3 separate regions of the Homo sapiens genome follow, and all the other regions are linked to region 2. Evidence: chromatin contacts called from ENCODE Hi-C or POLR2A ChIA-PET data. All regions are on one chromosome and are shown on one strand. Each heading gives the region's core, a stretch centred on a gene start or an enhancer-like site at or near the end of the contact. The rest is flanking DNA. Distances are from core to core; before and after follow the strand shown.

Region 1 (4,595 bases), core at 2,076-4,575, 1.5 Mb before region 2:
CTGTGCTCCTAAAAAACAATAATAAAATTTACTAAGAGAACTAGTTGCTTTAAGAAAAGGTGCCACGCAAGGTAAATAAACCCCCAACTTTAGCTCTTCTCTAAGACTAGTAGTTCTTATGGTAAGGCAAGCTTATCTACGTATTTCTCCGACAGCCCATCCTAGCATGCTGAAAATTCTAAAATGACTTCAATACCTTTTAAAGATTAAGTATATATACTTACCACATCTTTAAGTACTTTTGTCACTGTTGCATTTGCATTTCCCCCTTTAATCAGCATGGCATTTTTAATATTTTCATTGAGTTTCGGTTCTCTCTTCTCAAGGAATCTCTTGGCTCTTTTCGTTTTGGGCTTTCTGTTCAGAAAAGCACAATTCATAACTATTTAAACATTTTCCTCACATTGCAAAGCCATGACTTAACTAATATGAAAATTCTTAAAAACATATTTGTCACTTAGGGTTCCACCCTTAAAAAAAATCTCACTTTCTTTTTTTTGTTTGTTTTTTTTTGTTTGTTTTTGAGATGGAGTCTCACTCTGTCACCCAGGCTGGAGAGTGATGGCACAATCTTGGCTCACTGCAACATCCACCTCCTGAGTTCAAGCAATTCTCCTGCCTCAGCCTCCCGAGTAGCTAGAATTACAGGCACACACCACCACGCCTGGGTAATTTTTGTATTTTTAGCAGAGACAGGGTTTCGCCATGTTGGTCAGGCTATTCTCGAACTACTGACCTCAGGTGATCCGCTCACCTCGGCTCCCAAAGTGCTGGGATTACAGGTGCGAGCCACAAGGGCCGGCCAAAATCTCACTTTTTTGGTAGATATTAGTAAAAGATATTTCCTTATTATTGTTAAATAAGTGTTTTGATAGCTTTTAAAAAAAAGCTTTCATTTTTGTATTCCCACCATTCTTTTATTACTGCTCTTTCCAATCTTTTTTTTAAGTAAAAAATAAAAGGCTCAAGTAAATACTGTTGCTGTTTTTTTTCTCTTACTCTTTCTTACTCTTCTTTTTTCTTCAAACTTTAAGTAGTCAAACTGTATCCTGTACCCTAATACAAAGAATTGAGCATCAACTGCTGATCAACCTGTGGACATTTACTAAACATAAGACTAACGACTGCTTATTTTTCTTTTAGGTTTAAGACCACAATGCCTGCCAGGAAGTATACACTGTTGCACTCCAACATCATTGCTGAGAATGCCAGTATTATTGCCAACAATGGGGAATAATAAGGCTGATGTTTACATGGAGTCACTCTATTAAGGCTTAATCTTCACCACAATCCTGAGAGTTACAATTCTTATTTATTTATTTATTTATTTTTTTGAGACAGAGTCTCGCTCTGTCGCCCAGGCTGGAGTGCAGTGGTGCGATCTCGGCTCACTGCAAGCTCCGTCTCCCAGGTTCACGCCATTCTCCTGCCTCAGCCTCCCGAGTAGCTGGGACTACAGGCGCCCGCCACGACGCCCGGCTAATTTTTTGTATTTTTAGTACAGACGAGGTTTCACCGTGTTAGCCAGGATGGTCTCGATCTCCTGACCTCGTGACCCACCCCCCCGCCTCAGCCTCCCAAAGTGCTGGGATTACAGGCGTGAGCCTCCACGCGCGAGTTACAATTCTTATCTTCACTTTACAGATGAGGCAATTGAACAGACAGGTAATGTGCCCAAGATCACACAGCAAGTAAACAGGCCAATTTTTAAAATGAGCTAGGGCTGGGAGGTGGCCCACAGCCTGTAATAAAAACACTCTAGGAGGCCAAGGTGGATGGATCACTGAGCCCAGAAGTTCGAGACCAGCCTGGGCAACAATGCAAAACCCTGTCTCTACAAAAAATACAAAAATTAGCTGTGGTGGTGTGCGCCTATAGTCCCAGCTACTCAGCAGGCTGAGGTAGGAGGACTGCTTGATCCCAGGGAGGTCGAGGCTGCAGTGAGCTGTGATGGGGCTACTGCACTCCAGCCTGGGTGACAGAGTGATACCCTGTCTCAAAAAAAAACAAATTTTTTAAAGCTAGATTTAAAAATTCGTCTAGACCAATTACCCTGTAAAATATGAAGGGAAAATAAATTCATTATTCTGACTTTATGATGTGACAGTAGGAGTGGCATGTTTTTACACACTTCTGTTCAAAAGAGGGGCTTCACCTCTGCTTCCTCTACAATGAGCACCTTGCTTTTCAGACAGTTCTCTGCCATCTACTGAAAGAATTCTTCCTCCCAAATAATTATGACCCTCCCTCGTCCAGTCCCATGGACACTTTGGGAAGAAAAAGAGACCATACATACACTTAAGTTTCCCATGTAGATTTTTAAAATACTCCTCCAGATATAATGTCACATATAAAGCTTCTGATCATTTACTGGTTGATAAAGATACAAATTATTCTATCTTTTGTATCTCATTAAACAGCAACAAATGCAAATAGCAATTAACATGTTTTATTAGCTGCCTGCTCCCAATTAACGTGTGAACTAGTCCCAATACCTAGTAAACTACTCTTTGTAGTCCAAACAGCTAGAGGCATAGCAGGTGTGCAAAATCTCTGAATGACTAAAACTGTCGTTTTGGATACATGTTAACTTAGGTAAATAGCAAGAAAATCACAGCAAGTAACAGCAGGGCTGTTTAGCCCAAATATTCTTGAACAAATTTAAAACAGGTATCATTCAAGGATAACTCAGAGGAGTGTACAAAGTTGGAAGGAAAAGAAAAAACTAATGAACATTTCTACGTGCTGCAGCAAAGGCTCTACATACATTCTCGAAACTAACCCTCACAGCTCTATGAAGTATGACTATGGTGAGCGCTATTTTACAGAATAAGCTAAGATTTAGAGATATTTAATGACCCAAAGTCACAAAGCTTTAAGTGGACGCGCCAGACTGTCACTCAGATCTGTCGGATTCCGAGGGCTGTGCTCCTAACCCCACTATACCATCTGTCTCATACTTCGGAAGTCAGACGTTTTTCAACTGGCTAGGATAAAAGCGGCCAACGCTTCAATCCCACATCCCTCCCATCCCACGGCTCCCACTTGAGAGCTTCCCCACTGTCTCCTGGCAAGCAGCTCGCGCTGAGGAGGACCCGGGCTGGTGATCGATCGGCCCCCACCCAGGTAATTAGAGGGGTAACCAGGAAGAGTGAGAGGCCGAGACAGTACCACCCTCATCACGGGACCCTTTCACCCCAACGCTCCCCGGGGCTGAGACCCAGCGCACTTACACTACTCGATCCAGAGTGTCCATCGCTACCGCTACCTGCAACTCTTAACCAGGGGGCATGCACGTGCCCTCGGCGATTACGTGCGCCGGAACAGGCGGAACCGGAAGCTGCGCGTAACGCCACTTCCGGGGACGGCCTCGTAGAGGGCGTCTAGAGGCGCTGGCGGCCATCTTGATTGGAATCGCGCCCTGTTGTCTTGGTTACGGATTTTTGCCCCGGCTCTTTCCTGGAGTTACAGGTGCGAGGTAATACTTTTAAGTAACACTGGCCGGGCGTGGTGGCTCACGCCTGTAATCCCAGGATTTTGGGAGGCCCAGGCGGGCGGATTACCTGATAACAGGAGTTCGAGACCAGCCTGGCCAACATGGCGAAACCCCGTCTCTACTAAAAATACAAAAATTAGCCGGGCGTGGTGGCGGGCGCCTCTAACCCCAGCTACTCGGGAGGCTGAGGCAGGGAGAACTGCTTGAACCCGGGAGGCGGAGGTTGCAGTGAGCGGAGATCGCGCCACTGCACTCCAGCCTGGGTGACAGAGCGAGACTTCGTCTCAAAAATAAAATAAAAATAAAATAAAATAACATAGACCCTCGCAGTTTGATGTACGCGCTAGTGTGCATACCTGGAGTCAGGTATTCAGAAACCAGATTTTATTCTTCAAGGAATCCCAGGATGCTAGAAAGGTTGATTGATTGCACGGTAGGTACTCACATAAGCACTAAAAACATTGATGTGAAAGGGGCACTATTGACAACTATGCGATCTGTGTGACAGAATTTATGACTACCACAGTTGCCTAGTACATAAAAGATGCGCAGAAAATGTACTGCTGTTCGTGATTTTTCCCCAGTTTTTAAGTTACCATATACTTCACATACCATAAAATGTACCCCTTTACAGTGTACAATTCAGTGATTTTTGGTGTATTCACAAAGATGTGCAAATATCACCACTAATTCCAGAATATTTAATCACCTCAAAAAGAACCCCCCTGACACACACACCCAGTAGCAGTCCATGCCCCACTTCCCCCTCCTGCCAGCCCTTGGCAACCAATAATCTACTTTATGTTCAATGGATTTGCCTATTCTGAACATATATAAATGGTTTCGTGCAACGTATGGCCTTTTGTGTTTGACTTCTTTCACTATCTTTTTGAGGTTCATACATGTAGCGTGGATCAGTACTTCCATTTTGTTAGGACTGAATAATATTCCTTTGTATGGATATACCACATTTTGTTTATCCATTTATCAACCTAGGTACTTTTTTTATTTTAGACATAGTCTTGCTCTGTCGCCAGGGCTGAAGTGCAGTGGTGCGATCTTGGCTTACTGCGCCGTCCACCTCCCGGGTTCAAGCAGT
Region 2 (4,613 bases), core at 662-3,161:
CTGAGGCAGCATTTATTTTTTTAAATGGGTGTCCTGTGTCTTTATTTGTGAAATCTGGCAACTCTCCACTCCATCTGCTGCCCCTCACTCACTGTGCTCCAGCCACACAGTCCTTGCCGTTCATCAGATGCTCCTTCCCAGTCTGAGCCTTTATGCTTGCTTTTCCCTTGCCTAGAACATTTTTATTCCAGATCTTCCCACAGCTGTCTCCATGTCATTCAGATCTCAGCTCAAATGTCACCCTATCCTGATTTCACTTCCCTGTCAGTCTCCATCATCATTCTTTATAAAATTTAACACTTTCTGAAACTATTATTCATTAGTTTACTTGTATATTTGTCCTGTCTCCCCTTAGTAGAATGTAAGCTTCATGAGAGCAAAGGCCTTGTTAGTTGCTGTATCCCCAACACCTGACGCCAATGTCTGGCTCTTAGTAGACACTCGATAAATATCTGTTAGATGAATGTATGACACCCCAAATCCTGTTCTGCAAGATTTAAATTTAAGAAGACCTGTTAGGGGTAGACCGGCTGGCCTTAACAAGAACAAAAGTTTTGAAAAAGTCAGTATGGATCCAAAACAAAATTGCCTTGAAGAAAGGGCTAGTCTGTGTTGTGGGTGGCTGATGCTGGAAGATCCTCCAGACTCAGTCTTTCCTCGCAGGATTATGCTCCAGTGAGCAATGATTGAATGAGGAAATGGAAGTACCTGGCTTACCTTGGCACTGAGTCTTCTTATGCCGTTGAGGACCTCTGGAGGGACAGTGATTTGACTGCAACCCTCGTAGCAGCAAGAAACAATGAGGTAGCTAACTTCCTGCTGGTATGCAGAAGTCAGGGAGCGCTCCCCATCCCACTTGTACCCCCACAAATCCAGAGGACTTAGAGACAATTCAATATGAAAGGGAAACCTCAGAGAAGGAGCATGTGTGGCTTGAGCTAGTTTTAATAAAATCTAGTAAAAATGTAAGAGCCAGGTTGCTAATTACACCTCCGGTTCAAGATCAGGGAGGCTATAGATGGCATGTTGGGAATCTGGAAATGGGCAGAAAAATAAGTAATTAGGTATTGGCTAAGAGAGAGAAAATGCTGAAATAAATGGATGGAAGCAGGTGGGGAGTAGATCTGGATGGGGCTTGTAGACCACATTAAGAAGCCTGGACTTTATCCAGAGGGCATGTGGGAGCCACATGGATTCTAAGCCAAGGAGTGACTCTAGTCTCTGGATCTCATATGTACTTGGAGAAATCCTCTGTACTTCTGCGAATTAAAGAGAACAACGCTGCAGCTGAGACCAGTTAGAAACAGTCTATTGAACAAAGATGATGAAAGTTTGAATAATAATGATCATTTTAATCACAGCAGACGAATTAAACCAGGCATTTCCTAAGCCCATTACATACTTAATTTTGTTTATGCAATAGCAACCCTACCAAAGTGGCACTAGTGTTAACATCTCCATTTTACAGGTAAGGTAAAGAAGTTGTGAGGGTAAGTAATTTGCCCAAGATCTCTCAGAACCCAGGTTTCTCTGACTGCAGTGCTCTCTTCATTCCCTTAGACTAAGGCATCAGGAGTGGGGAGGAAAAGGAGGCAGATGTGAAAAACATTTAGGAGGTAAGTAATAGTTATTATATTAGCACTAGATAATGACGATGGTGATGATGATGACAATGATGATGACGGTAAGGGGGATTTCATGCCTTTATACATTCAAGAACAACACCAGATTCGGTGTCGGAGAAGAGATAAAATTAAGGTATTGGCGTTGAGCTAACAGTTTAATACGATATAAAACTTCCCAAAGGGAGGGGTCACAACGCCTCTCCTGTCCATTGCCCCCAATTCACCGCAAAAGTCGCTCCTGCCTGGGCTCCCCGGCAGTGCCACACGCAGGACCTCGGGCGCCGACACCGCCCCGCCCCTGGCCGCGCCCCGCCCCGGCCACTGTCCCTCCTCCGAAGCCGCGCCCCTCCCCGCCCTGCCCCGGCCCCGGCCCCGGCCCCGGCCCCAAAGCCCCGGGCCTGCCATCTCGCCCCGCCCTGCCCCGCCCCGCCGCGGCTCCCCCGACCCCAGGCCTGCATTCTCGCCCCGCCTTGCCCCTCCCCTCCCCTGCCACGCCCCAACCCTTGAACTGCCTTCGCGCCCCGCCTTGCCCTGCCTTGCCCCGCCTTGCCCCGCCCCGCCCCGCCCCGCCATCTCGCCCCGCCCCGCCCCTCACCTCCCTTCCCCTCCCCGCCGCTCTCGTGGCCCCCACCTCCAGGGGCGCCTCTGCGGGCCACGTGGTTCGGCGTCCGCGCGCAAGCGGCTCTTGGCGCCGCGCTTCCGGGTTGGCTGTGGCTGTGGCTGCGGCGGCGGCGCAGGAGCAGAAACCGGTGCGGCGCAGAAGCCCCAGAGGCGGGCGGGGCGGAGCGGAGGGCCAGCGGGCCCCGGCGTGGGTCTCCCGCCAGGCCGCCGGGTGAGTTGGCAGCGACCCGGACCCCACCGGGCGCCCCTGAGCGGTAGGTCTGCCGCGCCGACCCCTCCCCCGCCGTGTGCTCCCCAGTCGGGCCCGCGGGGCCTGGGCGGGGAGGTGGGGGTCTTTCCGCGCCACCTCTCCCTGCTGGGACCACCCGGGGCTGCGGGGGGCTCCGCGCCGCCCCTAGTGTGTCTGGCGGCCCCACGCAGCTTAAGTTATTAGTATTTTATTGCAGCTACCTCACATTCACTTTGCACGTGCACATTTCTTCACTCTTCACATTGGTTCCCACATACGAAATGGCTAATAATCTGGGAGATGGAGGCAGCTTCGTTCTCCCTGAAATAGTTGTGCAACCATAGAAAGTTCGTGCTTGCGGAGGATTTTGGAGATGGTTAATCCCATTCCTTCATTTTATAGAAGGTAGACCCTGAACCGTTCCATGAATACTGGAGAGTCACTCAGCTAGTTAATGTGCGGCAGGAGGCTGAGGGAGAGAATTGCTTGAACCTGGGAGGCGGAGGTTGCAGTGAGCCGAGATTGCGCCACTGCACTCCAGCCTGGGCGATAGAGCGAGACTCCGTCTCAAAAAAAAAAAACCGCGAGCTAAGTTGTTTTGTTTTTGTTTTTTGAGGTGGTGGTCTCGTTCTGTCGCCCAGGCTGGAGTGCAGTGGCACGATCACGGCTCACGGCAACCTCGAACTCCCAGGCTCAGGTGATGCTCCTGCCGCAGCCTCCTGAGTAGCTGGGACCACAGGCGGGCGCCACCACGCCAGGCTAATTTTTGTATTTTTTGTATAGATGAATTCTCTCCATGTTGCCCAGGCTGGTCTCAAGTGATCCGTCGGCCTCGGCCTCCCAAAGTGCTGGGATTACAGGCGTGAGGCCACTGCGCCCGGGCCCAGAGCTAAGTTTGTAGACAGACAAAAATGGTAATGGTAAAATTCAGTTAATGATGTGAAGTGAATAGGAAGTTCATGTGGGCTGGCATTAACCTTTTAGACAGTGCTTTCTCCTTTTTAAACCTTGTTTTCTTATTTCAGATTTAACCCTTAGTGGCTTCTGAAGAAAATGGCAGAAACATCGCCAGAGCCTTCTGGGCAGCTTGTTGTACACTCAGACGCTCACAGTGACACTGTGCTGGCCAGTTTTGAGGATCAGAGGAAGAAAGGCTTCCTCTGTGACATTACTTTAATCGTGGAGAATGTACATTTCCGGGCCCACAAAGCCTTACTTGCTGCCAGTAGTGAATACTTCTCAATGATGTTTGCAGAAGAGGGGGAAATCGGCCAATCCATTTATATGCTGGAAGGCATGGTTGCAGACACCTTTGGTATCCTGCTGGAATTTATCTACACAGGTTATCTCCATGCCAGTGAGAAAAGTACAGAACAAATCCTGGCTACTGCTCAGTTCTTAAAAGTCTATGACCTGGTAAAGGCTTACACAGACTTCCAAAATAATCATAGCTCCCCAAAGCCAACAACTTTGAACACTGCTGGTGCCCCAGTGGTTGTTATCTCTAATAAGAAAAACGATCCTCCAAAGCGGAAACGGGGAAGACCAAAAAAAGTCAATACATTGCAGGAGGAGAAATCAGAACTGGCTGCAGAGGAAGAAATACAGTTAAGAGTGAACAATTCAGTTCAGAATAGACAAAACTTTGTGGTTAAAGGAGACAGTGGTGTACTGAATGAGCAAATTGCAGCAAAAGAAAAGGAAGAATCGGAGCCTACTTGTGAGCCAAGTAGAGAGGAGGAAATGCCAGTTGAAAAAGATGAGAACTATGATCCCAAGACCGAGGATGGCCAGGCAAGCCAGAGTCGATACAGCAAGCGGAGGATTTGGAGATCCGTCAAACTTAAAGATTACAAACTTGTTGGGGATCAAGAGGACCATGGTTCAGCCAAGAGGATCTGTGGAAGGAGAAAGCGCCCTGGAGGCCCTGAGGCCCGCTGTAAAGACTGTGGCAAGGTCTTTAAGTACAATCACTTTTTAGCAATCCACCAGAGGAGCCACACAGGTAATGATGTTTTCAAAGCTGATTGCAGTGTGTTGCAGAATTGGGAGTAGTGATGATAATAATAGCTTCCATTTACTGTGCAACTTCTGTGTGATGGGCATTGTAATAAAGCCTTTATACATGTTATTGCAGT
Region 3 (4,596 bases), core at 1,919-4,418, 2.0 Mb before region 2:
TGCTAGACTATAAACCTTATAAGGGAAGGGACCATGTCTGTTTTGTTTCTCACCATATCTCAAATCTCCTGGCAAGAAATAGCCACCTAAAAAAAAAAAGAAAGCACAGTCAGGTGTGGTGGCTCACACCTGCAATCCCAGCACTTTGGGAGGCCAAAGTAGGCAGATCGTGAGGTTAGGAGTTCGAGACCAGCCTGGCCAACATGGTGAAACCCCATCTCTACTAATAATACAAAAATTATCCAGGCATGGTGGCACATGCCTGTAGTCCCAGCTCCTCGGGAGGCTGAGGCAGGAGAATTACTTGAACCCGGGAGGTGGAGGTTGCAGTGAGCCAAGATTGTGCCACTGGACTCCAGCCTGGGTGACAGAGTGAGACTCTGTCTCAAAAAAAAAAAAAAAAAAAGCATTAAGGATATTAAGTATAGAGTTCAATTTTTGCATTTCTCATACTGTATGTAGATAAGTCAATTCCAAGTGATTTTACTGTTTCTCAATGAATCAGACTTCTGGATATGAACATTTTACTATATTTTCACATACATTATCTCATTTGAGCCTTATAACATCCCTGAGAAGTTAAAACAGGAATTACTATCCATTTCACAGATGAGGAAATAAATTCCAAAAAATAAGTGAGCACTTAGCTAAATGATGGTTTAATATTCACATTCTCTGACTCAAAATTCCAGAACTTTTTCTTACTTCAGGAAGAATATACATATAAAACACATTTGATAGTGGTTAATTAGGGGGCTATTGTCAGGTTTTCAATTTGAGCATCAACTTAAAACTAAATTACATGCAATGAACACAACATTCCTAATTTCATGCTGCAAATGTTTTTCTTCAAGAGTGAACATTCTTGGAGTTCTAGAAGGATTTGACTTGTGGTTGCAACTGCCTTTTCTTAAAGTAAATAATGTTGATTCAAGAGGTAAGGGGAAAGAAACCCTCTTCTAGAAATCGCAAATCTGTTAATTTGATGCTTTTACCATTTTCTAGTTAGGAATATTATAATTTAAAAGTTATGGATACACTGATTATAATATAGTACAAGGATTCTCAATTTTATTTTGCTTAAGAATCACGGGGTGGCAAGTAGTGTTGCTAACAATACAGATTCCCAGGCCCCATCCCCCAAAATATAATTCAGTAAGAGCCAAAATATCAACACTTAAAGAATTCTAGGTGTCATGGAACACTGAGAATCACTGATATTGTGTATCTGACATTCGGCGTGTACAAAATATTTATTTTATAAAAAATACATTTTAGCATGGTAGTCATATTTTAAAATCACTTCTATAGCCTTCTAAAATTTCAGATCAAGAGATTTTGCCTCTTAAAAATATTAGCTAATTTCCAGCATATTAGTAGAAATCTTGCCACGTATGTTTATAATCATGCTCTGAGGTTAAAAACTACAAGCTAATTTACTGTAGTAATCAGTCTCAAATCCCTCGGAGCGTAAGTTCTTATTATAGCATTTATATGTTAGGGAATTTATAGACAGCTTCTTACCAGTGAGCTGTCTCTTTGGGCCTTTTGATTTTCCTATTTGAAAATCCACAACGGTTCCAAACGAGTAGCTCTCACACCACTTCAAATACGTGGCAACCTGGTAACCACTAAAATGCACCTGTATAACACACAAATGTAAAAGAACGATCTCTACTTGGATGGGTTAGAAATGTGTCAAGGGTCCTAATTCAGGGGCAAATTTCGAACTTGAACCCACGCTTTCTGCCTCCTACAGCTTGCATCTTTTTGTTGAGAAGAAACCCTTCAGGATTAGTTTTTAAGAGAAACCTTCCCGTTTTACATATGTAGAAACTGAGCCCAAAGAAACAAAATTATTTGTCCAAGGTCACGCCCAATATCAGTGGCCAAGTCAGAGAGGAACCCCTTGTTTCCAATTTAATAGCCAAGCCAGCTGCATGTTACTACTCTTTAAAACAAAAATTCCCTAACTGCATCGCTTCACCCCCTCTCGATTTTTGAATAAAGTTGTTTATTCAAAACGGCCCTTCCCCACGGTGGTGCTTTTATGCCTTCGGGTAGTAAAACCTTCCATAACGTGTTAGTGAAAAACACGAGGAGGCCACGTCTAACGCGGTGACTTTCACAGGCCTTTTTCTTTGGCCAAAATTTTCTCGGAAAGACTGTTAATCCTACATTCCGCTGGGGGAGGAGCGACGAGGGAGGAGGGAGGTCACCGGCAGCTGACAAGTCCTTACATGTACTTGCGCGTGCCCGGGACGCAGCCTGCGGGGCCGAGGAAACCAACGAAGGATGTATTAGGACGAGAGGGAAGGAAGGGGGCGGGAGAAAAACACGGTAGTGGGAAATCCCTGTGCACTGGATCTGCCAACCCCTCGCAAAGCTGAGAAGAGCCGTGCGTGAATAAATCTCATTAAATGGCCCGGCGCAGACACTGCAGCAGCAAAGAGGAGGGGGCACCGCGGCTCGCGCGGCACGTTCGGGAAGGGGGAACGCCAGGGCGGCCCTTTTATAGGCCGAAGCCCGCGCCCGCGCGCCCCCACCCTTCGCACCGCCCCCGGGCCACGCGCGGAGCCGCGGCGTTACCTGAGAAGGGCCGGCTGCGTCCGCACCCGGCCCCGCCCGTTCCGCCGCCCGCCCGCCCTTCCCTCCCGCGAGGCCGCAGCGGCACGAGATCTGCGCCTCGCCTCCCTCCTCACGCGGGCGGATTTTCTTACCTTGTGAAAAACCGTCTCAGCGGCTGCCCCCGCCTCCTCTGCTGGATGTGAAATGGCGGTCGGCGAGGCAAGTGTGAGCATCGCAGCTCCTGCCAATCCTGCATAGCCGCCAAAACGGCCCCGAACACTGGCGCCCCCCTCCCGCAAGCCCCTCGGAGCCCATCCATGAGATCGGTGCTCCGCCGCCCCTTCCGCTGCCCCTCACCCAGGTGACCGTGCCCGCCAGCCGAGTCATCGATCCCGCGCGGGCGCTGCCGGCCGCCGGCCGCCTCCCTCGCCGCGTGCCCGGGGAGGGGGAGAAAGCCCCTTCTCGGCCCCCGCCCTCCGTGTCCCGCCCGGGCGCCCGCCCTCTCGCTCCTTTTCCCGCCGAGCCCCCTCCCCCGCACTACTCGCAGCCTCCCTTCGCCACACACACCCCCCTCTCCCCTCCCCCCAGTGGTTGCGTCCGTGACATCATCATCATGGCAACAAGAGCTGCAGCCTGGGACCGAGGAGCCCGTGTGATTCCCGGCGGTGGCGGCAGTGGCGGCAGCACCAGCACCGACGAAAGCTCGAGGGCTTCTCTCCTGCGGCCCCTTGCCGGGTGCTCCTGAGGAGGCGGCGGCAGCAGCGCCTACACCGCCCCGCCCGCCGCTCCTCGAGGTGCCTCTGTGTGAGGGGAGGGGGCCGTGCCGAGAAGGGGAGGGGGCGCCGCCGCCGCTGCGGAGGGAGCCGCCGCCGCTGCTGCTGCCGCTGCCGGGTCGCCAGTGAAGGGAGGCAGTGGCGGCGGCGGCGAACATGTTTTCAGTAAGGATAGTGACTGCAGACTACTACATGGCCAGCCCGCTGCAGGGGCTGGATACCTGCCAATCCCCCCTCACCCAGGCCCCTGTCAAGAAGGTGCCGGTGGTGCGAGTCTTCGGAGCGACCCCGGCAGGTAAGCGGGCGCCGGGCGCGGGGCGGGAGCGGGAGTCGGCGGGGCGCCGGGGCCGCCCTCCCCGCCGCGCACACGCGCACACGCCACCGGCGCCGGCCGTCTCCGTGGATCGCTGCCGCGTCTTCCCTCCCCTCCGCCCTCCTCGCCTTTTCTCTCGTGCGTGACAAGAGCCGCAAAAATGTGGGTCCGCGCGAGCGCTGCGCGGCGCCCCCACCCCCGGGCAGGGAGGTGGCGAGCGCCGCGTGTTTAGACTGCGTGTGGCGGCCGGGAGCGGGAGCCGCACTCCAGGGCGCGGGCCGGGAGAGCGAAAGCCGCGGGCGCCCCGGACGGCGGGCCAGGTGGCCGCGCCATGTCCATCGGTGGACGGGTTCGTAGGGCCTGCTCTGAGGTCGGTCGCTAGTGGGACATCCCTTGTGTCCCCCAAGTGCCGCTTTCTGGAAACGGGGAAGTGTCAGCCTTGTTGTCAGTCGCTCCCCATGGTCTCTTCTCACCCTCGCTCTCCTCTGCCAGTTCCGGAGATGCAGTGGGCCGGAGAGAGTGGCGCTTGGGGCCAGATAATCTTTCTCACTGGGGTGACCGTGTGGCTCTGCTGTGAGTGCAGGTCGTGACTCCTTAGAGTTTAGTGCCTGAGCGTCGGGGGACAGGGCAGCATCCTTAGGTGCAGTGCTTTCAGGAAATGTGCATCCATGGAAGTAGGAAATGCGTGTTTATGTTGCCCAACCTAAAACATCACACTTAATGGGGTGAATTTATTAGGAACCACAGCCAGACTCAGCAGCACAGACATTTTGAAATGCTCCTAGGCTGGGCTGTAGGATTGCGTTTTAAGTACAGGTATATATTTTTTAAACACAACTATGTTGAAGAAGGGATGGGAAGGGGAGACAGCCGTGACAGAAGGTACGTTCTCAAAAACTCCTGGGGCTTATGATAATATAAAAAAGATAGAGGCCCAGTTTA

What was found. A loop is a pair of places that touch in the nucleus more often than their neighbours do. ChIA-PET counts read pairs that join two places held with the same protein, here RNA polymerase II (POLR2A). Pooled maps may share reads with other maps.
Region 1: a loop to region 2 is called in a pooled map, with 9 times the contacts of the local background. The contact joins the promoter of RPF2 here to the promoter of ZBTB24-DT in region 2. A Hi-C loop is called at or near these places in 1 of 37 single-sample maps with no recorded cell type and 7 of 50 pooled maps. POLR2A ChIA-PET finds 5 or more read pairs at or near these places in 1 of 52 experiments (Panc1).
Region 3: a loop to region 2 is called in a map of naive thymus-derived CD4-positive, alpha-beta T cell, with 5 times the contacts of the local background. The contact joins the promoter of REV3L here to the promoter of ZBTB24-DT in region 2. A Hi-C loop is called at or near these places in 1 of 168 maps with a recorded cell type or tissue (naive thymus-derived CD4-positive, alpha-beta T cell), 1 of 37 single-sample maps with no recorded cell type and 8 of 50 pooled maps. POLR2A ChIA-PET finds 5 or more read pairs at or near these places in 1 of 52 experiments (B cell).

What each region holds. Positions count from the first base shown.
Region 1 is chr6:110,980,768-110,985,362 of GRCh38, reverse strand. It overlaps RPF2 (ribosome production factor 2 homolog), which reads right to left and starts at 3,325. Exons shown (of 10, transcript NM_032194.3): 1 at 3,234-3,325; 2 at 225-357. The coding sequence starts at 3,256.
Region 2 is chr6:109,480,942-109,485,554 of GRCh38, reverse strand. ZBTB24-DT (ZBTB24 divergent transcript) reads right to left here and starts at 1,911. Exons shown (of 4, transcript NR_187591.1): 1 at 718-1,911. ZBTB24 (zinc finger and BTB domain containing 24) reads left to right here and starts at 2,336. Exons shown (of 7, transcript NM_014797.3): 1 at 2,336-2,457; 2 at 3,501-4,480. The coding sequence starts at 3,529. RefSeq lists silencers at 1,836-2,275, 2,356-2,645 and an enhancer at 4,344-4,613.
Region 3 is chr6:111,481,790-111,486,385 of GRCh38, reverse strand. It overlaps REV3L (REV3 like, DNA directed polymerase zeta catalytic subunit), which reads left to right and starts at 3,168. Exons shown (of 32, transcript NM_001372078.1): 1 at 3,168-3,636. The coding sequence starts at 3,498. It also overlaps TRAF3IP2-AS1. RefSeq lists enhancers at 2,022-2,381, 4,222-4,281 and silencers at 2,452-2,841, 2,882-3,111, 3,282-3,581, 3,642-3,711, 3,772-3,851.